2 separate regions of the Homo sapiens genome follow, and region 1 is linked to region 2. Evidence: chromatin loops called from intact Hi-C (ENCODE). Cell type or tissue: A673. All regions are shown on one strand. Links, peaks and the distances in the headings refer to the core of each region. The heading gives the core; the rest is flanking DNA. Region 1 has its middle 12 kb from the start of PDCD5. Region 2 overlaps DPY19L3 (dpy-19 like C-mannosyltransferase 3).

Region 1 (11,832 bases), core at 2,031-10,030, 110 kb after region 2:
GCCTGGGCGACAAAGCAAGACTCTGTCTCAAAAAACAAGAACAAAAACAAAAAAACAAACACGAGAAAACGACAACCAAAAAAACATAAAAGTAGGGTCAAAGGATAAGATGATGAAGACTCCAATTCCACAGTACTTTAAAAATTATTTGGGGTCCAGGCATGTGGCTCACGCCTGTAACCCCAGCACTTTGGGAGGCTGAGGCGGGCAGATCGCTTGAGTTTAAGAGTTTCAAGACCAGCCTGGACAACATGGTGAAACCCCATGTTGAAACCCCATGTCTACCAAAAGTACAAAAATTAGCCGGGCACGGTCTCACGAGCCTGTAATCCCAGCTACTCAGGAGGCTGAGGCAGAAGAATCACTTGAACCTGGGAGGCAGAGGTTGCAGTGAACCAAGATCGTGCCACTGCACTCCAGCCTGGGCGACCCAGCGGGACTCTGACTCAAAAAAAAAGGCGGAGGGTGGGGGATTACAGTATTTTGTTTGTTTGTGTATTTATTTTGAACTTCATTTAAGCCTAGAGAAGGCAAAAGTCACAGACGCCTCCCCGACAACCCGCCAGCTCCACAGCCGACGCATGGCTGAAGCTCTGGGCCCTCAGTCCTGGCACCAGCATGCCTCTGTCTCTCATCTTCTGCAGATACCCAGGAGAGCTTTCCTCTGTTAAAATAACAGCTGAGATTAATAGCTTTTGCAGTAATTATTGGTGACAGTAAAGGAAATGTGTGATTTGCACTTTTTTTTTTTTTTTGGAGACAGGATCTCACTGTGTCACCTAGGCAAGAGTGCAGTGACGCAACCATGGCTCACTGCAGCCTCGACCTCCCAGCGCTCAAGGGATCCTCCTGCCTCAGCCTCCCAAGTAGCTGAGATTACAGGTGTGCACCACCATGCCCAGATAATTTTTGTATTTTATTTATTTTGTAGAGACAGGGTCTTGCACTGTCACCCAGGCTGGAATGTAGTGGCGCAACCACTGCTCACTGCAGCTTTGACCTCCCCAAGCTCAAGCCATCTTCCCACCTCAGCCCCTCCGAATAGCTGGGATTGACTACAGGCATGCACCACCATGCCTGGCTAATTTTTGTATTTTTTATTTACTTAGTTTTTTCTGTAGAGACAGTGGTCCCACTATGTTGCCCAGGCTGGTCTTGAACTCCTGGGCTCAAGCGATCCTCCTACCTCATCCTCCCAAAGTGCTGGGACCACAGGCATGAGCCATCGCACCTGGCCTGAATTTGTGCTTTTAAAAGCCTCTCTAAGTATTTGGTGAATTTTCCACAGAGATGTCCTTCTGCCCTTAGCTCTTCTGTGCAGGAGGTGAACAGGAATGAGCCCATTCACTCTGGAGGCATGTCTTTGCCACTGTCTGAGAACAAAAGCCAAGTCTGAAAGTTAAAGTCACAAATATAGAGGGAAAGTCACATATCTGGACATTGTGTCTTAATGAAGATCAGCATTCAGGGAGCACTTGGAAACATTAAAACCTTTATTTTTTCATCCAGATATGTTACAATATGTTATAATATGTTACAATCACATCATTCTCTTTATATATGTACACGTCTGTATATGATATATATGTCATAATCATATTGACCTATATGATATATATCATATATACACGCTTTCATAGCAAGACAAATGCTTAAGGACAAATTGGTTTTACTTATTTTTGTGAATTAAAATCCTACCACTAGACTTGCCTTTAGCACCCTAAGCCAAGTGGCTTATCAGTTATCAGTTAACACCAGTTACCAATCAGCAGGCACTTATGGAGTAGTGACTACGTGTTTATAACGCCCGCCTTTCTGTAAAGATGGGCATTTATTGCTTTGTGTTTCTTTAATTGATGTAATTAATCCCGGCTCATTGTTTCCAACCTATTCCTCTTCTTGGCCCAGCTGAGGAAGTATTAAGTTGGTACAAAACCAATTGCAGTCTTTGTCATTACTTTTTTTTTTTTTTTTTTTTTTTTTTGAGATAGAGTCTCATTCTGTCGCCCAGGCTGGAGTGCAACAGTGCGATCTCGGCTCACTGCAACCTCTGCCTCCCAGGTTCAAGTGATTCTCCTTCCTCAGCCTCCTGAGTAGCTGGATTACAGACACCTGTCACCACCTCTAGCTAAATTTTGTATTTTTAGTACAGACAGGGTTTCGACATGTTGGCCAGGCTGGTCTTGAACTCCTGACCTCAAGTGATCCACCCGTCTCGGCCTCCCAAAGTGCTGGAATTACAGGCGTGAGCCACCGTGCCCGGCCTTTGTCATTACTTTTGATGGCAAAAACTGCAATTAATTTTGCACCAAGCGAATACATGTCTTGACATATCTTCATTACCAGTTGACCTTTGGATTTTCACTCTAAAATGATTCTATCACAAAGAAAATCTTTAAGTTTGTAATGAATAATTTAATTGAGCTGGGCATGGTGGCTCACATCTGTAATCCTAGCACTTTGGGAGGCTGAGGTGGAAGGATTGCTTGAGGCCAGGAGTTCAAGACCAGCCTGGGCAACATAGTGAGGGCTCGTCTCCACAAAAAAATTTTAAAATTAGCCAGCCATGGTGGCATGCACCTGCAGTCCCAGCTACTCGGGAGGCTGAGGTGGGAGAATCGACTGAGCCCAAGAATTCAAGGTTACAGTGAGCTATGATCGCACCACTGCCCTCCAGTCTGGGTGACAGAGTAAGACTCTGTCTCTAAAATAATAATAATAATAATAATTTAATTAATCTTATATTAATTGAGAATTTGGGTGATAGTAGTCCATTGTAGCAAATACACTATTATTTAAGGAGTAAGGGTTAACTTTCTCATGAATCAAAATAATTCAGTACAACCCCAGGAAGAAACAGATCTGTGTAAACTGCAGGGAAGACGATTGAGCCCAGGAGGGTACTTAGCTCAGTGCCATCACACAGGGGAGGTATAGACCCTCTGACACAGAGTTTTGCTGCTCTTTATTTCCAAAATCAGTCCTGGTCAAACTGCTCCATGCTCCTTGAGCCCAGAAAGTCACTTGGGCTCCCAAAGACAGCCAGGGCACTTTAGAATGCCGTAGCCCACAGGCCAGCCCATGGCTATCTGCATGCACCCAGAGAGCCCACCTAGAACCACTCAGGAAAATGAACAGTAAGGGCATGGAGACAAGGCTTAGGGTTGTCTAAGAATCAGAGTGCAGCTTTGGAATACATGGGAACTGTCTCATGGCTCTGGCGCGGTTTGCTTACTCATTCCCATGGGAGGATTCCAGATGGTTAGTGTGTGTATCCCCAGCCCACATGGCCTCCCAGGCGAGGGTCATTTGCTCACCACATATACCACTTTTGCTGTATCCATATACCATCCTATTCTACCCAGAGGATTTTTACCCTCACTGTGTGCTGGATCCAATTCCTACTGGATTGCAAGAATCAATTGTTAAAATTTCAGAAAATGTGCAAGCTGTATTTTGTTTTGTTTTGTTTTGTTTTGTTTTAATTTTTGAGACAAGGTCTCACTCTGTCACCCACACTGGAGTGCAGTGGCGCAACCTCAGCTCACTGCAACCTCCACCTTCTGGGCTCTAGTTATTCTCCTACCTCAGCCTCCTGAGTAGCTGGGACTACAGGTGCATGCCACCATGCCTAGCTAATGTTTTGTATTTTGGTAGAGATGGGGTTTTGCTATGTTGCTCAGGCTGGTCTTGAGCTCCTGAGCTCAAGCAATCCACCCGCCTCAGCCTCCCAAAGTGCTGGGATTACAGGCATGAGCCATAGCACCTGGCCCATAAGCTGGTTTTTAAACGTAGTCATTATTAAAAAAAAAAAAAAGAGAGAGCTTATAATTAAGTATTGTGTTAAAATATGAAGGTACTAAATACCTAAAGCATCATTCCTATTTTACTGTGTTCTACTCCCACATTTGCTCTGATGTTACTTACATCTGTTCTGCCCCTATGGTGGGAATACAATATAATGACGTGCTACTGTGCCCAACTCAGCTCCCTGTTCAGTGACCTCACGTCGGCAACCTGAAATTGGCCATGGTGGAAGAATTTACACCACAGAAAGCAGCAAATGTGACAAATCAGGGTTTCTTTTGTTTTGTTTTGTTTGTTCCAAGAAACTTTGTTACGCATTTCCCAACGCACTGCCAGATATTGGCATATCCCTTGTGGGATATGTGGAGTGGGATGAATAGCAGTTAGTCTGGTGAATAGCAGGAGACCTTCCCAGCAGAGTGGATGGTCTGCACAGACACTTGGAGGTAGCAAAAGGCATGAGCCAGGGCCAGCCTGAGACTGTTAAGAGGACCTGGGTACTGCCCAGGTGTCAAAGAAAATGAGGACCGAGGGCAGGCGCCATGGTCCGTACCTATAATCCCAACACTTTGGGAGGTCGAGGTGGGAGGATCGCTTGAGGCCAGGAGTTCGAGACCAGCCTGGGCAACAAAGCGAGACCCCCATCTCTACAAAAGTTAAAATAGGTCACAGTGGCTCACACCTGTAATCCCAGCACTTTAAGAGGCTGAGGTGGAAGGATCACTTGAGGCCAGAAGTTCAAGACAAGCCTGGGTAACACAGCAAGACCCCATCTCTAAAAAGTAAAAATATCTCTTGAATGAATGAGTGAGTGAGTAATGTTACTAGATGAGACCAAAGAATCGCCTTCTCAGGATGTTTTTTGTTTTTTTGTTTGTTTGTTTTGGTTTGGTTTGGTTTGGTTTTTTTGAGATGGAGTCTCGGTCTGTCACCCACGCTAGAGTGCAGTGGCACGATCTCAGCTCACTGCAACCTCTGCCTCCTGGGTTCACGCCATTCTCCTGCCTCAGCCCCCCGAGTATCTGAGACTACAGGCGCCCGCCACCATGCCCGGCTAATTTTTTGTATTTTTAGTAGAAACAGGGTTTCACCATATTAGCCAGGATGGTCTCGATCTCCTGACCTCATGATCCGCCCGCCTCAGCCTCCCAAAGTGCTGGGATTACAGGCATGAGCCACCGCGCCCGGCCAGGATGTTTTTAAGGACAGGTGAAAGTCCTCCTAATTTTATTTGAGGAGAGGAAGGTCTTCCTCATCTCCTTTGAGGTTGGTTCTCTTTGGATGAGGCAGGTGGAGGCTACGATGAAATTTCATCTTGGCCCCCAATCATACAGGACCCCTGTCGGCATCAAGTTCCCCAGAATTAAGACCCAGAACTGAGAGTTATCCCAAGGCCCATGGGGTCATAAACAGCCAGGAATGAAAAAAAATTTATTGGTGCCAAACTGTAGAGAAAAAAAATGCAAAGTCAAGATGAATACACTTGATGAAACTCAAATTGAAGCCCTTGTGTTATCATTTATTATTTATATATATGCATTATATTGGATGTGGAATGGGGTGCATTTCTGTATATTTAACGTTTTATGTAATGGGTGCTCCAAAACTAAAGGAGCCCAGGAGGCTCTTAAAATAGCCCGCTTCCTGTTAGCCAGCAAACTTTCATGTCTTTTCCTTTCTTTTCTTTTCTTTTTTTTTTTTTTCTGAGACAGGATGTCACTCTGTCTCCCAGGCTGGTGTGCAGTGGCACAATCATAGCTCACTGCAGCCTTGAACTCCTGGGCACACCACAATTCCTGGCTTATTTTTTAATTTTTTTGCAGAGACGGGGGGGGTGGGTCTCATTATGTTGCCTAGGCTGGTCTCGAACTCTTGGCTTCAAGCAATCCTGTCATTTCAGCCTCCCAAGTAGCTGGGACTACAGATGCAAGCCACTGCCCAGCTTATTTATTATTGTGACAGAGTCTCACTCTGTTGCTCAGGCTGGAGAGCAGAGGCATGATCATAGCCACTGCAGCCTCAACCTCTTGGGCTCAAGGGATCCTCCTGCCTCAGCCTCCTTGAATAGCTGGGACTACAGGCACATACCACCATGCCTAATTTTTTTTTATTTTTTTGTGCAGACAAGGGTCTCTCTATGTTGCCCAGGCTGGTCTTGAACTCTTGGCCTCAAGCAATCCTCCTGCTTCAGCCCCCTAAGTGCTGGGATTACAGGTGCGAGCCACCATGCACAGCCAGTCTGTGGCTTTCTAGCCATGACAAGGAAGTCCTGACGAGATAATATAGCCATCTCCTCACCCTCCTGTATGGCCATCTCATGGTGAAGAAAGCTGTTATCCCAGCAAGTGGCCACAAAAGCTTGGACGGAGCTCCTTCTCAAGTAAAAGACTATAACTAGTTTTCAATGAGAAGCTTTCTTTTTCTTTTTCTTTTCTTTTTTTTTTTTTTTTTTTTGAGACAGAGTCTTGCTCTGTCACCCAGGCTGGAGTGTACAGTGGCGCGCGATCTTGGCTCACTGCAACCTCCCCCCTTCCAGTTTCAAGTGATCCTCCTGCCTCAGCCTCCCGAGTAGCTGGGACTACAGGCACCCACCACCACACTCTGCTATTTTTGTATTTTTTTTAGTAGAGATGGGGTTTCACCATGTTGGCCAGGCTGGTCTCGAACTCCTGATCTCAGGTGATCCGCCCCCCTCGGCCTCCCAAAGAGCTGGGATTATAAGCATGAGCCACTGCACCCGGCCAGATTTATTTTTTAATGGACCACACTCTGCTTCTGCTCCTTGCATTTCAGTGAGTTCCACGGCACCGTTTCCATGATATCACGACTGATCCATGCAGGATCACGGCTAATAAATGGCTCTAAAACAACCTGTGAAGACATAACCATTAAGTGTGCCAGGTACCAATCTGCAATTCCACATGCTGCACATACAGCTCTGAAGCGCACGCTCCCCACAAGCCCGCCGTGGCTTTCTCAGAGGATCGGGCATATGGAACCATAATGGAGCATAAATTTACAGCAACAGAGATGGACGAGGGAGATTAAAGCTTCATCTGTAAGGACATACTGCATGGCAAAAAAAAAAAAAAGAAAAAAGAAAGAAAGAAAAAAGAAAACAACAGTTATTGTAGTTTCTGCTTTGTAGTATAATGAGAAACTCAGTCGCTTTTGATAGAGTGTGGGCTCCCTCTGCTGCTTGCAGGAGACACCAGGACTCCGGGCATTTGGGGTTCCTTGGAGATCAGCGCAGAGGAGGTGGCCTGAAGTGGGAAGAGAAAGATGGGGCTGAGCGTTGCAGACGGACCGACTGGTTCTGCAGGCTCTGACCCTGTGGGCTTCTCAGAGTAATTATGCTGCTGCTGCACCAAGAAGCAAGAAATGGAAATAACAGAAAAACGCAAAGAAACTGTAAGATGCACTGGCCAGATCACCTGTGTGCACAGAGGAATGCATCACGGAAGCAATGCAGCCTGCCCAGAGCAGCTTCTCCTTCCCTCCCTCCCTCCCTTCCTGTTTAAATTTTTGCAGAGATGGGGTCTCGTTATGTTGCCCAGGCTGGTCTGGAACTCCTGGCTTAAAGCAATCCTCCCGCCTCAGCCTCTCGAGTAGCTGGGACTACAAGTGCAAGCCACTGCTCTTCCTTCCTTCCTTCCTTCCTTCTTTCCCTTCCTCCCTTCCTTTCTTCTCCTTTCGTCCCTCCCTCCCTTCCTTCCTTTTCCCTCCATCCCTGCCTCCCTCCTTCCCTCCCTTCCTACCTACCAACCTTCCTTCCTTCCTCCTTCCTTGTTTCCTCCCTCCTTCCCTCCCTCCCTCATTCATTTCCCAGTCACAAGGTAGGACTGCACTTCCCCACCCGCTTTGATGTTAGGCATAGTCACATGATTCACTTTGGCCAACACAATATAAAGAAAAATGATGGGTATCATCTCTGGCTGGAAACTTAAAGGGACAGGTCGGGTGCGGTGGCTCATGGCTGTAATCCTAGCACTTTGGGAGGCCAAGGCGGGTGGATGACTTGAGGTCAGGAGTTCGAGACCAGCCTGGCCAACATGGTGAAACCCCATCTCTACTAAAAATACAAAAATTAGCTGGGTGCAGTGACACGTGCCTGTAATCCCAGCTACTCAGGAGGCTGAGGCAGGAGAATCGCTTGAACCCAGGAGGCAGAGGATGCAGTGAGCTGAGATTGAGAGGTGACAGCATGCTGGCAGTCCTCAGAGCCCTCGCTTGCTCTCGGAGCCTCCTCTGCCTGGGTTCCCACTTTGGCGGCACTTGAGGGGCCCTTCGGCCCGCCGCTGCACTGTGAGAGCCCCTTTCTGGGCTGGCCAAGGCCAGAGCCAGCTCCCTCAGTTTGCAGGGAGGTGTGGAGGGAGAGGCGCGAGCAGGAACCGGGGCTGCGCGCAGCGCTTGCGGGCCAGCTGGAGTTCTGGGTGGGCGTGGGCTTGGCGGGCCCCGCACTCGGAGCAGCCGGCCAGCCCTGCCGGCCCCGGGCAATGAGGGACTTAGCACCCGGGCCAGTGGCTGCGGAGGGTGTACTGGGTCCCCCAGCAGTGCCGGCCCACCGGCGCGGTGCTCGGGACCTGCAGTCTTAGCTGCCTTCCCACGGGGCAGGGCTCGGGACCTGCAGCCTGCCATGTCTGAGCCTCCCACCCCCTCCATGGGCTCCTGTGAGCCCGAGTCTCCCGGACGAGCACCACCCACTGCTCCAGGGCGCCCAGTCCCATCGACCACCCAAGGGCTGAGGAATGTGAGCGCACAGCGCAGGACTGGCAGGCAGCTCCACCTGCAGCCCCGGTGAGGGATCCACTGGGTGAAGCCAGCTGGGCTCCTGAGTCTGGTGGGGACGTGGAGAGTCTTTATATCTAGCTCAGGGATTGTAAATACACCAATCAGCACCCTGTGTTTAGCTCAAGGTTTGTGAGTGCACCAATCGACACTCTGTATCTGGCTGCTCTGGTGAGGACGTGGAGAACTTTTATGTCTAGCTCAGGGATTGTAAATACACCAATCGGCACTCTGTATCTAGCTCAAGGTTTGTAAACACACCAATCAGCACCCTGTGTTTAGCTCAAGGATTGTAAATACACCAATCGGCACTCTGTATCTAGCTCAAGGTTTGTAAACACACCAATCAGCACCCTGTGTTTAGCTCAAGGATTGTAAATACACCAATCGGCACTCTGTATCTAGCTCAAGGTTTGTAAACACACCAATCAGCACCCTGTGTTTAGCTCAAGGTTTGTGAATGCACCAATCGACACTCTGTATCTAGCTGCTCTGGTGGGGCCTTGGAGAACCTGTGTGTTGAAACTCTGTATCTAACTAATCTGATGGGGACGTGGAGAACCTTTGTATCTAGCTCAGGGATTGTAAACGCACCAATCAGCGCCCTGACAAAACAGGCCAGTCAGCTCTACCAATCAGCAGGATGTGGGTGGGGCCAGATAAGAGAATAAAAGCAGGCTGCCCGAGCCAGCATTGGCAACCCGCTGGAGTCCCCTTCCACAGTGTGGAAGCTTTGTTCTTTTGCTCTTTGCAATAAATTTTGCTACTGCTCACTCTTTGGGTTCACGCTGCTTTTATGAGCTGTAACACTCACCGCGAAGATCTGCAGCTTCACTCCTGAGCCTGGCGAGACCACGAGCCCACGGGGAGGAATGAACAACTCCAGACTCACTGCCTTAAGAGCTGTAACACATACCGCAAAGGTCTGCAGCTTCACTCCTGAGCCAGCGAGACCACAAACCCACCAGAAGGAAGAAACTCCGAACACATCTGAACATCAGAAGAGACAGACTCCAGACGCGCCACCTTAAGAGCTGTAACACTCACCGCGAGGGTCCGCGGCTTCATTCTTGAAGTCAGTGAGACCAAGAACCCACCAATTCCGGACACAAGATCACACCACTGCACTCCAGCCTGGGTGACAGACAAGATTCCGTCTCCAATTAAAAAAAAAAAAATTTAAAGGGACAGTGTGCAGTTCACTAGGTTATCTCTTCCCTGGTACTTGGTAGCATTGAGATGACAGCTGCTCTGTCAGCCTAGGTCTCAGAGTGAGAAAATGAGGTAGGAGGCAGAACAGACTCCAGAGTCGGGGCTTGGACACCAGACCAGATTGAAGACTAGCTAAAACAGGGATGTGCTGGAAGCTCCTTTCCATAAGACACGTCCACCAGTGCGTCATGTCAGTTTACCACTTCCATGGCAACACCCAAAAATTACTGCCCCTTTCCATGGCAATGACCCAACAACCTGGAAGTTACCACCCCTTTTCTAGAAATTTCTGCATAATCTGCCCCTTGATTTACATATAATTAAAAGTGAGTCTAAATGTGGCTGCAGCACTGCTTCTGAGCTGCTCCTCCAGGCACACTGCCTGTGGGGTGGTCCTGCTCCGCAAGGAACGGCCCCTCTGCTGCTGCTGCTGTGCATGAGTGCTTCAAGAGAAGTTGCTATCCGACACCACCAGCTTGTCCTGGAATTCTCTCCTGGGCAAAGCCAAGAAACCCTCCCAGGCTTAGCCCCAATTCTGGGGCCTGTCCTGCTAAGGAAGAAGGGAGGGTGAAAGAAAGAAAGAAATGTGTAATTAGTTTGTTAGGGATGCCATATAAAACTACCACAAACTGAGTGGCTTAGAACAAAAGAAAATTGCTGGCCATGCAGAAAGAAGTACTGCAGTAGCTGATGATAATAATTTTCCTTTCTGAAAATATCAGGCTGGGCATGCTGGCTTGTGCCTGTAATCCCAGCAGGGATTTGGGAGGGATTCGGGAGGCCAAAGTGGGAGGAAGGTTTGAGGCCAGGAGTTTGAGAGCAGCCTGGGCAACACGGCAAGACCCCATCTCTGCAAAATGTTTAGAGAGCTGGACATGATGGTGCGCACCTGTAGTCCCAACTCCTAGGGAGGCCAAGGCAGGAGGATCACTTGAGCCCAGGAGTTTAGAGTTCAGCCTTGGCAACAGAGTGAGACCCCATCTTTTTTAAAAAAAAAATATTGTCTCACAGTTCTGGAGGCTGGAAGTGTGGTATCAAGGTGTCAGCGGGGCCATACTCCCTCTGAAACCTGTAGGAAGAGGCTCCTTCCCCATCTCTTCCTAGCTACTTGTGGTTTGCTGGTAATCTCTGGCACTCCTTGGCTTATAGATACATCATTCCAATCATGTTCATCTTCCCCTGTGCATGTCTGTCTCTGCATCCAAATTTTCCCAATTTCCCTCCCTCCCCTCATCCCCCACCTTTCTTTCTTTTTTTTTTTTTTTTTTTTGGTCTGAGACACAGTCTCACTCTGTTGCCCAGGCTAGAGTGCAGTGGCACAATCTTGGCTCACTGCAACCTCTGCCTCCTGAGTTCAAGTGAATCTCCTGCCTCAGTCTCCCGAGTAGTTGGGATTACAGGTGTGCGCCACTATGCCTGGCTAATTTTTGTATTTTTAGTAGAAACAGGGTTTCACCATGTTGGCCAGGCTGGTCTCGAACTCCTGACCTCAGGTGATCCGCCCTCCTTGGCCTCCCAAAGTGCTGCGATTACAGGCGTGAGCAACCGTGCTTGGACCAAATATCCCCTTTATATAAGGACACCAGTCATACTGGATTAGGGCTCACCCCCAATGACCTCATTCTAACTTGATTACTTTTGTAAAGACCCTATTTCCAAGGTCACATTCTAAGATACTGGGGGTAAGGACTTCAACGTGTCTTTTTGCAGGGACATAATTCCACTTATAACAGCAGGTTCACAGAGCTCAGCCTTTCAGCTGGCTTCTTACCAGTCAATAAACCCACCCATACACTTGGAGTTCCTAATCAAATCTTTCTTGCTTTCTCCTTAAAAATGAACAGGTTAGGCCGGGCGTGGAGGCTCACACCTGTAATCCCCAGGACTTTGGGAGGCCAAGACGGGTGGATCACCTGAGGCCAGGAGTTCAAGACCAGCCTGGCCAATCCAGTGAAGCCCATCTCTACTAAAGATACAAAAATTAGCCGACTGTGGTGGTGCCCACCTGTTGTCCCAGCTACTGGG
Region 2 (11,832 bases), core at 1,504-9,503:
TGTGAGACCCTACATCAACTCTGTGAGGAAGGTATCATCATCTCTTGTTCACGATGAACCATTTAGGTCACATAGCTGGTTTGCACCAGAATCGGAACTGCAGTACAGGTGCTGTTGGTGCCGGAGCTGATGTCATTGCCCAGTGTACTGTGCTGCCTGCTATGAAGCTGTGAGGTCAAAGAGGACAAGGTCATGCAGCAGGAGGGGTTTGCAGTCTAATCAGGGGATCTGGGCACACACTCACACAGACAAAGCAAGGAATGATACAGTCCTAAAGTATAGAGTATGGAAAACTAGGAAATAACACAGTAAAGTACTTATTGGTGGTCATAAACAGTAACTGAAATCATTGAAAAGAAAACTGAAGATTATAAATGGCCCTTGCCAATTCCCAGGAATAAATACATTCTGCTGTTGTTTACTTCCTCTACTTCATATCATCCCTCTTTACTTCCCCTTTAATTAATGTTAGAAGATTTCTGTTATTAAAAGGTAAATAAACAGTTGGTATGTGTATGATTTAGTTTCCTTTTTTAGATTGTGTTTCTTTTTTTGGAGTCTCACTCTGTCGCCCAGGCTGGAGTGTAGTGGCGCATTCTCGGCTCACTGCAGCCTCTGCCTCCCAGGCTCAAGCGATTCTCCTGTCTCAGCCTCCGAAATAGCTGGGATCACAGGCACGAGCCACCACGCCTAGCTAATTTTTTTTTTTTTTTTTGTATTTTTAATAGAGATGGGGTTTCACCATGTTGGCCAGGCTGGTCTTGAACTCCTGACCTCAGGTGATCCCACCCGCCTCGGCCTCCCAGAGTGCTGAGATTACAGATGTGAGCCACCGCGCCTGGCCTAGATTGTGTTTCTTGAATCTACATGTGTTTTCTGCATTATTTGTAAGCTGAGGTGTATCCACCTCATGACCAACATGTCGACATGTGATGATCTCTTGGTAAAATGTCTGTACTCATCTAATCTTTGGTTCTTGCAGGCGACATGGCTGTATGGAATACAGATAACAAGTTTACTCCTGGTCTGCATTCTTCAGTTTTTTAATTCCATGATTCTTGGATCACTGCTTATCAGTTTTAACCTTTCAGTATTCATTGCAAGAAAACTTCAGGTAGGACTTTTTTTTTGTCCTTTATCAAAGTAAACTTTTTTTTAATTGCGTGGTTTATTGAACCTTATTTTCACACAGCATACAAAGGGAAATTTACAACCTGATTTGCACTAAAAAGAGCACGTGGCATTGTGTGCTTTTTCTTGTGCATGTGGTAGCATTTCTGTTTCAAGCTTTCTGGGTCATCCTTTTATTTTGACAGTTATTTCTTAGAGAATTGGAACCTTACCTTCAATGTGGGGATCAGCCAAAGATGCTTGGTTGAATGCCACTGATTTAAAATTGAAGTAAAAGAGAAAAGTTATTAATTTTTATGTGTGTGAACTCAGGAGCGAGAAGAGTCTCCTGCTTGTGTTGGGAGCGTGTTCATTACAGTCCTTCACGTTGGTGGATACCCTGTTATTTGATGTAGTAATGCTACTCTTTTCCCCATCCTTCCATACCATACTAGTTATTTTTAGGTGAATTAAAATTAACTGTTTTGAGAATTTTGAGAATCCAAATAAATAACTTTAGAAATAATGGGACATTTCCTAGGGTATTGTCAAATCATGTTTGAAAACAATGACTTGCTCTTTTAGCTTTATTTATATAATTAAATTTCTTATATTTACATAAGATATGAGTCATTTGTTTTTGCTTAAAATTACAACATCCTGTTTCACATATGCTAGAAACTTCCGTGTCAAGAAGCCATTTTGTTTTCCACTTTTAGAAGAAGAAATCATTTTTCTTATTAGTCTTTTGAGTGAGAATTGTTATGGACAAAGGTTTTTAGTTGACTATCAAAAACAACAGTTCACAGTCATCCTTTTAACCTTAATTATAAATATTACTCGTATTTGAACTGTTAAGATATTATTATATTTAACAATGTATAAAATTATCAAGATTATAAGAAAACTATTATATGTCAAAAGGCACAATGTACTTCTTTTTACACCCATAAGTCTTTTATGTAATTGACTTGTAACTATGCCCGTGGTGTAGGAATTAATGGATAAAAGATGTAACAGGGCCAGGCGTGGTGGCTCACACCTGTAATCCCAGCGCTTTGGGAGGCCAAGGCTGGCAGATCACGAGGTCAGGAAATTGAGACCATGCTGGCTAACATGGTGAAACCCTGTCTCTACTAAAAATACAAAAACTTAGCCGGGTGTTGTGGCAGGCGCCTGTAGTCCCAGCTACTCGGGAGGCTGAGGCAGGAGAATGGCATGAACCCAGGAGGCGGAGCTTGCAGTGAGCGGAGATTGCTCTGCTGCCCTCCAGCCTGGGCAGCAGAGTGAGACTCCGTCTCAAAAGAAAAAGAAAAAAAGAAAAAGATGTAACAGTTTGTTCAGTCAGCGTATCCTGAGTACCTTCCAAATGGCAGACCCCAATCCTCCTGTTTCTAAGGTCTGAAAAAATAATTAGGAAAAAAAAGACTAGGACACATTTCCTCATCGTATGAAGCTCATTATTAAGTGATTCATTTACTACTAGAAAATCACAAATATTAAGACAGTGTAACCTCATGAAAATGAGTAGGTTGTATTTTCCACATATATTTTCCCTTTATGTTATATGAGCCAGTGTTTTTAAATCCTTAAGTAAGCTCATCTTCAGTGTTTATGAAGTTATATTAAAACTTAAGAATTAAAACATAACTCTTTTAATTTCTAGAAAAATCTGAAAACTGGAAGCTTCCTTAATAGGCTTGGGAAACTTTTGTTACATTTATTTATGGTTTTATGTTTGACACTTTTTCTCAACAACATAATTAAGGTAAGTTAATAAAAATGACATGTTTAATGTATTTTTAATTAACTTATGGCATTGGAGATAATTTTTGAAACTTTCTTTTTCTTTTTTAATAAACTAATTGTTTTAGAGACAGGGTCTTGCCGTTTCCTAGGCTGGCCTTGAACACCTGGTCTCAGATGGCCCTCCCACCTTAGCCTCCCAAGTTGCCGGGACTACAAGTGTGCACCACCACACCTGGCTTCTTTGAAACTTTTAATTTTAAATAAATTCTTGCTTTATAAAGTGTATTAACGTGACTCAAGAGTTACCAGTTTTACTTCAAACAGGCTCAGTTTTAACTTTGTCTTAGTAGCAAGGATTATTTTGTTGATTTTAGTCATTAATTTCTATGTACTCTTATGTCCCACCTTGAACTTACTCACCTTTTGTTATGAAACTTTTAAAAGCTTAACTTAAAAAGCATTAAACAAATAATTTCTCTAAATTTAAAATTTTTATTTTTAGTACCGTAATATACACGTAGCTTTCTGTACTGTGGTACTTAAAAAAAAAAGACATGATTTTTAATTGAGTTCAGTTAATAAGTAAAGTGGCCTTACTATCTACTTTCTGCTGGAAAGAAGAGTTGAGCTCATTTTTCCCAACATTTAACTGACTTATATGCAACAGGCCTAACAGAACAACTCATTTGGTAACGTAGGCATCCATTGGTTTTATGTCCAGTAGGTGCTTTGCTAAGATTTTTACAATGCCCCAGGGGCTCTGCTTAGTTTAACATGCTTTTTAAATGTTTTTATTGGCGTTTTAATTTTTTTTCAGGGTAGGCTTTATTAAAGGTATAATTCTTGGACCTTGATATCCCATTTGTTTTTATGCTAGAGCAAAACTACATTGGTATCTTCAGATACTTTTGCCTGTCCTAGAAGGTTGGTCTCAGGATAGGAGGCATCTGCAAAACAGGCTCCTTCTCCACAAGAGAACTGTGGTCCTTGTTCACGTCTGTTGACTATCAAAGAAAAAAAAGACTCTTCACTCAGCCAGTCACTATGTCACTATGTTCTTTTTTTTTTTTTTTTTTTTTGGACAGGGTCTCTCACCCAGACTGGAATGCACTGGTGTGGTCATGGCTCACTGCAGCCTCGATCTCCTGGATTTAGGTGATCCTCCCACCTCAGCCTCCTGAGTAGCTAGGACTATGTGTGTATACCACCACACCGGCTAATTTTTGTATTTTTTGTAGAGACAAGGTTTTGCTGTGTTGCCCAGGCTGGTCTTAAACTCCTAGGCTCAAGCAGTCCACCTGCCTTGGCCTCCCAAAGGATTGTAGGCGTGAACCACCATGCCCAGCTGTCAGTATGTTCTTAAACTCCATACAGTCAAGTACTTATCAATAATTTATTTTTAAATTTCTAAATTTTTTTTGCTTTTTTTTTTTGAGACAGGATCTCACTGTGCCACCCAGGCTGGAGTACAGTGGCACGATCTTGGCTCACGGCAGTCTTGACCTCCTGGGCTCAAGCAATCCTTCCACTTCAGCCTGAGTAGCTGGGACTACAGGTGTGTGCCACCGCCCCTGGCTAATTTTCACAATTTTTGTAGAGATGGGATCTTGTCATGTTGCCCAGGCTGGTCTCAAACACCTGGGCTCAAGGTATGCTCCCACTTCAGCCTCCCACAGTGCTAGGATTACAGACACGAGCTGCTGCACTCAGCCAAAAGCTTTTTTTGAGTTGATGAATACCCCATTTATCCTGATGGAATTATTACACACTATATGCCTGTGTCAAAATATCTCATATACTCCATAAATATATACACCTATATGCCCACAAAAATTAAAAATTAAAAAGCCTATTCAAAGCCAGGTGTGGTGGCTTATGCCTGTAATCGCAGCATTTTGGGAGGCTGAGGTGGGAGGATCGCCTGAGGCTAGGAGTTCAAAACCATCCTGGGAAATGTAGCAAAATCTAAACTCTACTAAAAAAATTTTTTTCAAAACTTGAGTGGAGCAGCCAACATTTCTGGAAGAGTGGCCAAAGATACACAGTTCTTGCATTGGCCCACTCTACACATTCAGTGACCTGTTCTTGGATTAAACCAGTAAAGAGCTGCATCCCTGGACCACCATTTTTTGACTCCCCGAAGAATAACATCTGTTGAATTGCATTTGATGTTTTGCCAGTGACCTACAACAAGAGGAAGTAGAGAAAATTTTCCTTGAAAGTCCTTGCTGTTTTTGCTTTACCCATGGGAAAAAATTATTTTGAGTCTCAGTTCTAGGACTGTTAAGATCTCTTCCGAGCAACTGTTTTGTTTTACTCTTATAAACCCGTGAGTAACATAAATATGTTGACCTCCCTGTTTGCATTTGCTGCTGGAATGCAAAAGACCAGATTTGTGGCTCATCTCTAATGAATATATTGTGTGTACTGAACTCAATTTTAGCTTCATCTTTTCTCCCTGTCTTCATTTTTCTTCTAATAAATTTTTTCACCATTTATGTTATTATATATGGATTTTTAAGCCACAAATTTAAAATAGAATTATATGAGTTAAAATTGTAATCACTAATGATGAACACTCATATTTGTCTGTCCACCCCTTCAGGGTTACAACTGTCTTGAATTGTCTTTGAGTGAATAAGTCTTGGATCAATTGTATCCACAGACCAAAAGCCCCAAAGCCAGACAGGCTTTGTGGGCGGTGTATCTATTTGAGGTTTCAGATCATCGTCTTGTCAGTTTTCTGGTCTGAAAACTTATGCACACTATGCCTCAGCCTTCTCCCTCTCCCTGAAACCAAAAAATCTCATCTTTTACCTATTTTGCATATTTAACTTATGTATAAGATGTTTTTTGAATAAAGGATTATGCTAAAAAGGGGAGTGGGGTTTGGAAGGAGTTTGGAAGTCCCTGCTTTGGAATTCCTCAGTTCTGAGAACTACTGTGAACATTTACTGATTTTGTACACCCACACGCTCCTGTGAAATTGGACACTGAATATGTAAATTCAATGGGAAGTTATCAGGAAACCGTGCCTAAAGGACTAATAGCAATTTTTGTTTTCTCTTTCCCCGATAGAAAATTCTTAACCTGAAGTCAGATGAACACATATTTAAATTTCTGAAGGCAAAATTTGGGCTTGGAGCAACAAGGTATAACTGAATTGAAAGTCTATGTTTGCTATTTTCTATTGAATCAGCAGGGACTTTAAAACTTAAGTTGTCATTGTGCCTTCAACTATTAATTGCAGACTCCCTCTGAGGAAAGATGCAATGTCATTTCTTTGTCTTATATTGAATTTAATACTTTGCTTTCCATTTGTTCCCTAGGGATTTTGATGCAAATCTCTATCTGTGTGAAGAAGCTTTTGGCCTCCTGCCTTTTAATACATTTGGAAGGCTTTCAGATACTCTGCTTTTTTATGCTTACATATTCGTTCTGTCCATCACAGTGATTGTAGCATTCGTTGTTGCCTTTCATAATCTCAGGTATGGTATATTTCAGAAATCTAATGCTCTCCTTTAATGAACTTGTTCCATGTTGCAGAAAAATTGCAAAGTTGAAAGTCAGAATATCAGACACAAGTAATAGTATTCATCTTAAAGGGGGAACATACCTCGTTTAGAGTGGACTACACTCCCAGTAGTTAGGAGACAACAGAGTAATGATCAGATTGCATGCGGTCTGGGCTTAAGTCTTGGCCTGCACACTTGGGAACAAAGTGACTCTTGAGCCAGTTACATAACCTTTTGATATGTCCATTTCCTTATCTTTAGAATGGGAAGACTAAGAGTACTTACTCTACAGGATATTTGAGAAATAAGTAAAAACAACATAAAGCACTTAAAATAGTGTCTGGTGCCTAGACTTCGGCAGGTACAAGCCATCGTGAACTGGTTTCATTATCACTGTTGACTCATAAGCCTCTGTTGTGTTTCCATTATTAGCATCCTGTGTTTTTCTCCCTTCCTCCTCTAGCTGCTTTTTTGTATTGCTCTTGAAATGTAAGAGTTAATTAATTATTGCTCATTTGTTTTCTTGCATCTTGCTTCAGGGCTCATAATGTTGGAGTGGACCATAATTATTAGTATCTACTAAAAGTTTTGAGTAATAACTGCCAATTTTAAAAAACTAAGTATATCTACCAATCTACTGAAAGAAAAAAATCAGGAGTATGAAGGCTTTTTAAAAACTTGTAAGAATATCTACCCATCAAGCTGCTGGGGGGGTTTGCATTGACTCTTCGTGTTAAACTGAAAGAAAATTAAGTGTAAGAAGTTGAAGCTGCTGTCATTTGTGAAAACTTAATGAAGCTCACGAGGAAGCCCTTTTTCTGTAGTTACCTTGCCAATTAATGTGCTGGTGAACTGTGATTCACAGCCACGAGAGAGCTGTCATTAAAATGAGTCCAGAGCAGTTGAGAGGTTTTATGATCATTAAGAATGAAACAACATTGAACCATGAAAATATTTCATTGAACATAAACTATTTTACTATCCTTGAGAAGTGTTCTTTTTCATACCTAACCCAAGATAAAATTTAGCCCTGTGAAAATAGATGGAAATTATTCTGGACAGTGTGATTTAATATCATTCCAGACATAGCAAGTGTCAACAGGACTCTGGACTGCATACAAAGCAGGAAGTTCAGTGGGCCTGCAGTATCTTCCTGAAAATGTCTGCCATGCTCTGTGTGAATCTATGAGCCATCTCTGGAGGCTGATTGGGTATATGATCATAGATAAAAGATTTTAGAGCATCTTCATCTGCCAGATAGGGATATTAGGACTTTATTAGAGGAAAAGCACTACATGAAAGTAATTAAAGAATCATAGTCCAGTCATGTCACTTAACAAGGGGGATATGTTCTGAGAAATGCATATTAGGCGATTTTATCATTGTGCGAATATCATACAGTATACTTACACAAACATAGATAGTATGGCCTACTACACACCTAGGTTATGTGGTATAACCTACTGCATCTAGGCTGCAAACCTGGACAGCAAGTTACTATGTTTAATACTGTAGGCAGTTGTAACACAATGGTAAGTATTTGTGTAACTAAATATATCTAAACATAGAATAGGTACAGTAAAAATATAAAGGCCAGGTATGGTGGGCCTGTAATCCCAGTGCTTTGGGAGGTTGAGAAGGATTGCTTAAGGCTAGGAGTTCTAGACCAGCCTGGGCAACATAGCAAGACCGCATCTCTACGGAAAAAAAAAAGAAAAAGAAAAATTAGCCAGGCACGATGGTGCAAACCTGTAGTGCTAACAAGTCGGGAGGCTAAGGCGGGAGGATCACTTGAGCCCAGGCGTTTGAGGTTTCAGTGAACTATAATTGCACCATTGCACTCTACCCTGGGTAACAGAGTGAGACCCTATCTCTATTTTTAAAAAATACTGTAATAAAAGATTAAACATTGTATACCTATATAGGGCAGTTTTCATAAATGGAGCTTGCAGGACTGGAAGTTTTTCTGTGTGAGCCTGTGAGTGAATGTGAAGGCCTAGGATGTTACCATACACTATTGTAGACTTTATAAACACTGTGCACTTAGGCTACAGTAAATCTATTTAAAAAACAAAGTGATTGTGCTATGACCTTATAATGGCTATGATGTCACTAGGCAATAGGAATTTTTCAGCTCCATTATAATCTTACGAATCCACTGTGGTATGTGCGATCTGTTGTTGGCCAAAATGTTATGTGGCACGTGACTGTCTAAATGTGAATTAACTTTTAAATAAGGGCCTTTTGTCAGTGCCAAGTATTTAAAGTATTTCTACCTTTTTAGTACTAGGAAGGATGATACTATGACTTGTTTTGTTTTGTTTTGTTTTGTTTTGTTTTGTTTTGTTTTGAAATGCATCTCGCTCTTGCCTGGGCTGGAGTGCAGTGGTGCAATCTCGGCTCACTGCAACCTCTGCCTTCCGGGTTCAGGCAATTCTCCTGCCTCAGCCTCCTAAGTAGCTGGGATTACAGGCATGCACAACCACCCCTAGCTAATTTTTGTATTTTTAGTAGAAACAGGGTTTCACCATGTTGGCCAGGCTGGTGTTGAACTCCTGACCTCAAGTGATCTGCCTGCCTCAGCCTCCCAAAATGTTGGGATGACAGGCATGAGCCACTGCACCCTGCCAGATACTATGACTTTTATGTAGACATCTGCATTAGTGTGAGGGGTACATCTGAAAGGGGCATGGTGTTCCCTGCCTCAGCCTCCCAAAGTGTTGGGATGACAGGCATGAGCCACTGCACCCTGCCAGATACTATGACTTTTATGTAGACATCTGCATTAGTGTGAGGGGTACATCTGAAAGGGGCATGGTGTTCTGTGTTCATGGAATTAATCAGAGCCTTCCAGCTTGGCTGGGCTATGGGGGAGGTACTGCAGACTTCTCTTAGGTATCTAGAGAGGATAAGAGCAGATACTCCCCTTGTCTGTTTTATTTTTATTTACTTTTCACACCTTGCCCTGTTGATGGATATTCTTATTTGGAGTATCCTTTTTGTACCAATATGGAAACCAGTGTTTGGGTTGTAATATTTACTTTTAAGTAAAGATTCCAATTGTGAATTACCAATGGTGAGAACTGCCTTAGAGTATCCTTTTAATTTTCGTATGTATTTATGGTAGGAAAAAAAGGATTTCTGGGAAATAAAAAAAGTCTCTAGTTACATAGAGAAGCATCGTATGTGCCCAGTTCTATTGGGTATGTATGAAGGGATCAGTAGACCTTCATGAAAGTTTCATCTTTAACTAGTAGCCTTTACTGTTGTTTTCTTTTCCCCTCGACAACAAATTGTGCAACATCTAAAGTCACTGATCAGTCTTAACATCACTGAAGTGGAGACAGCCAGGCAGTGTGTGCTTCCCGGTGTAATGTGATGTGGAATAGAGCCGTCCTGTTTTCTGTGGAAATATGTTTCAAGTCCCTCAGTGGATGCCTGAAACCTCGGATGGTTTCACACCCTTTCTATACTATGTTTTTTTCCTATACATATATCCCTGTGATAAAGTTTAATTTATAAATTAATCATGGTAAGAGAATAACAATAATAATAAAATACAACAATTATAGCAACATGCCAGCATCACTTCTCTTGCACTTTGGGGCCTTAGTTATGTAAGATAAGGGCTGTTTGAACACAAACAATACAGGGACATTTAAATGTATCTTACTTTATTAGTAGTTTAGTAGCTGAATGTATCTGCTTGTCTGTCTCGGGTAGGTGGGTAGACTATACAGCGTGGAAACACAGGACCAAGGGATGATGATCTGAGTCTCAGGTGGGACAGACAGGGATGGAGAGATTTCATCATGCAACACAGAATAGCATGTAATTCAAAACTATGAATGGTTTATTTCTGGAATTTTCAATTTAATATTTTCGGACAGCAGTTTCCTCAATAACAAACCACTGAAAGTGAATCCACCGATAAGAGGGGACTACTGTGCATCATAACCCCGTGAAGTGTTCTTGCCAAAAAAATGAACTTGTGTCTGATAAACCTCTAGATCTAATTACAAGTTTACAAGAAGCATGAAACGTATAACCACCACTGTGAGCCACACCTGGGAGACGGGAACAGCTTCAGGACATATGTTCTCTATTCTTCCACAAACAAATGGCCTGTTTTTTAAAAAAAGGAGATACTTTTATAGATCAAAAGATATTTAAAGATATATATTAGTGAAATGCAACATGCAGTTCTTAGATCCTGATTCAGAGAAACCTGAAAAAAGCAATTGATGCAAACAGGGAAAATAGAACATGAACTAGGTATTAGATGATGTTAAGGAATTATTGTTACTTTTATTGGGTGTAATAATTTTAATGTAGCCGTATTTGGTAAAAGTCATCTTTTGGATATCAGGAGGTATTGGTAGGTTAAAAATGTGATTTTTGAGGGGTCATAAAGGAACTGAATTCCAAGTTAATGGATGTGTGTTTTGCTTTTGCTTATTTGTAAAAATTTGAAAAATACTCATAATAACTGGTAAAACATCTTTTAAAAATCTCTTTCAATTTCAGCAATTCCAAAAAATTTGAGTTTTTTTTTTTGCATTCTCTTTTAATTTAAAGAATTGAAGCACTTTAAATTTTTACTTCAAAGCTGCTGTGAAATTTCAGTTTTTCTCATTATTAATGCATTTATATTGTTACACTTTAGCCTCATAAATTCAAAATTGATCAATGCGAATTCATTTCATCTTATGGAAATAATCAATTTCTGAATACATAAAGGCATACATTTCTTGTATCTTCTTCTTTTACAAAGATCTAACTAAAATTATGTTTCCAGCTTAAATTTTGTATGTTGCTGTTTTACTCAGTGATTCTACAAATCAACAATCCGTGGGTAAAATGGAAAAAGGCACAGTTGACCTGAAACCAGAAACTGCCTACAACTTAATACATACCATTCTGTTTGGATTCTTGGCATTGAGTACAATGAGGTATTTTTGTCTTACCTGTTTGTTTACTTTTTATTTGATCACTCTTGATGTTACTTAGCAATATAATTTGGAAAGTGACAATCATCTTCATTAATGATCATGGTTCCCATAAAATCATCCTTATATCCTATCTTCTCTCAGTATAAAATACTCAACATCAGTTTTTACAATTAATTACAAACACGCCTCTATGTTTTACTCAAAGCATAGTCTTGAAAAGGCAGTGGAGTTAAACAACGAACCCTTCGGCAAATGGCATCTGCATAGTTTTAAGTAAGATTTTGCCGTCATAGACTGTAAAGCTGCCTTTATAGGTGTCTCAGAATCCAGGTTTATATACAACTAGTACTTCTGACTTGCGCCTGTGTCTGTTCTTGCAGAATGAAGTACCTCTGGACGTCACACATGTGTGTGTTCGCATCATTCGGCCTATGTAGCCCTGAAATATGGGAGTTACTTCTGAAGTCAGTCCATCTTTATAACCCAAAGAGGGTCAGTGTCATCCC

Evidence for each region. Peaks named below come from ENCODE experiments on the same cell type or tissue, not always from the same donor. Only the 100,000 strongest peaks of a DNase experiment are listed, where the experiment ranks them.
Region 1: it touches region 2 in a loop (3-fold over the local background); 24 of 110 quality-filtered maps call a loop at or near these places.

Annotation. Positions count from the first base shown.
Region 1 is chr19:32,563,409-32,575,240 of GRCh38, forward strand. No RefSeq gene overlaps it. Among named protein-coding and RNA genes, the nearest start is that of PDCD5, 12 kb to the right of the region's middle. In A673, for the core only: a CTCF peak has its summit at 7,005 (motif pointing left); a DNase peak (open chromatin) is centred at 7,013.
Region 2 is chr19:32,452,163-32,463,994 of GRCh38, forward strand. DPY19L3 (dpy-19 like C-mannosyltransferase 3) reads left to right here. Exons shown (of 19, transcript NM_001172774.2): 9 at 983-1,114; 10 at 2,777-2,878; 11 at 5,938-6,011; 12 at 6,189-6,347; 13 at 11,204-11,326; 14 at 11,707-11,818. Among named protein-coding and RNA genes, the nearest start is that of DPY19L3, 52 kb to the left of the region's middle. RefSeq lists an enhancer at 6,860-6,909. In A673, for the core only: no CTCF peak of the experiment used is centred there; no DNase peak of the experiment used is centred there; H3K27ac peaks cover 1,455 bases.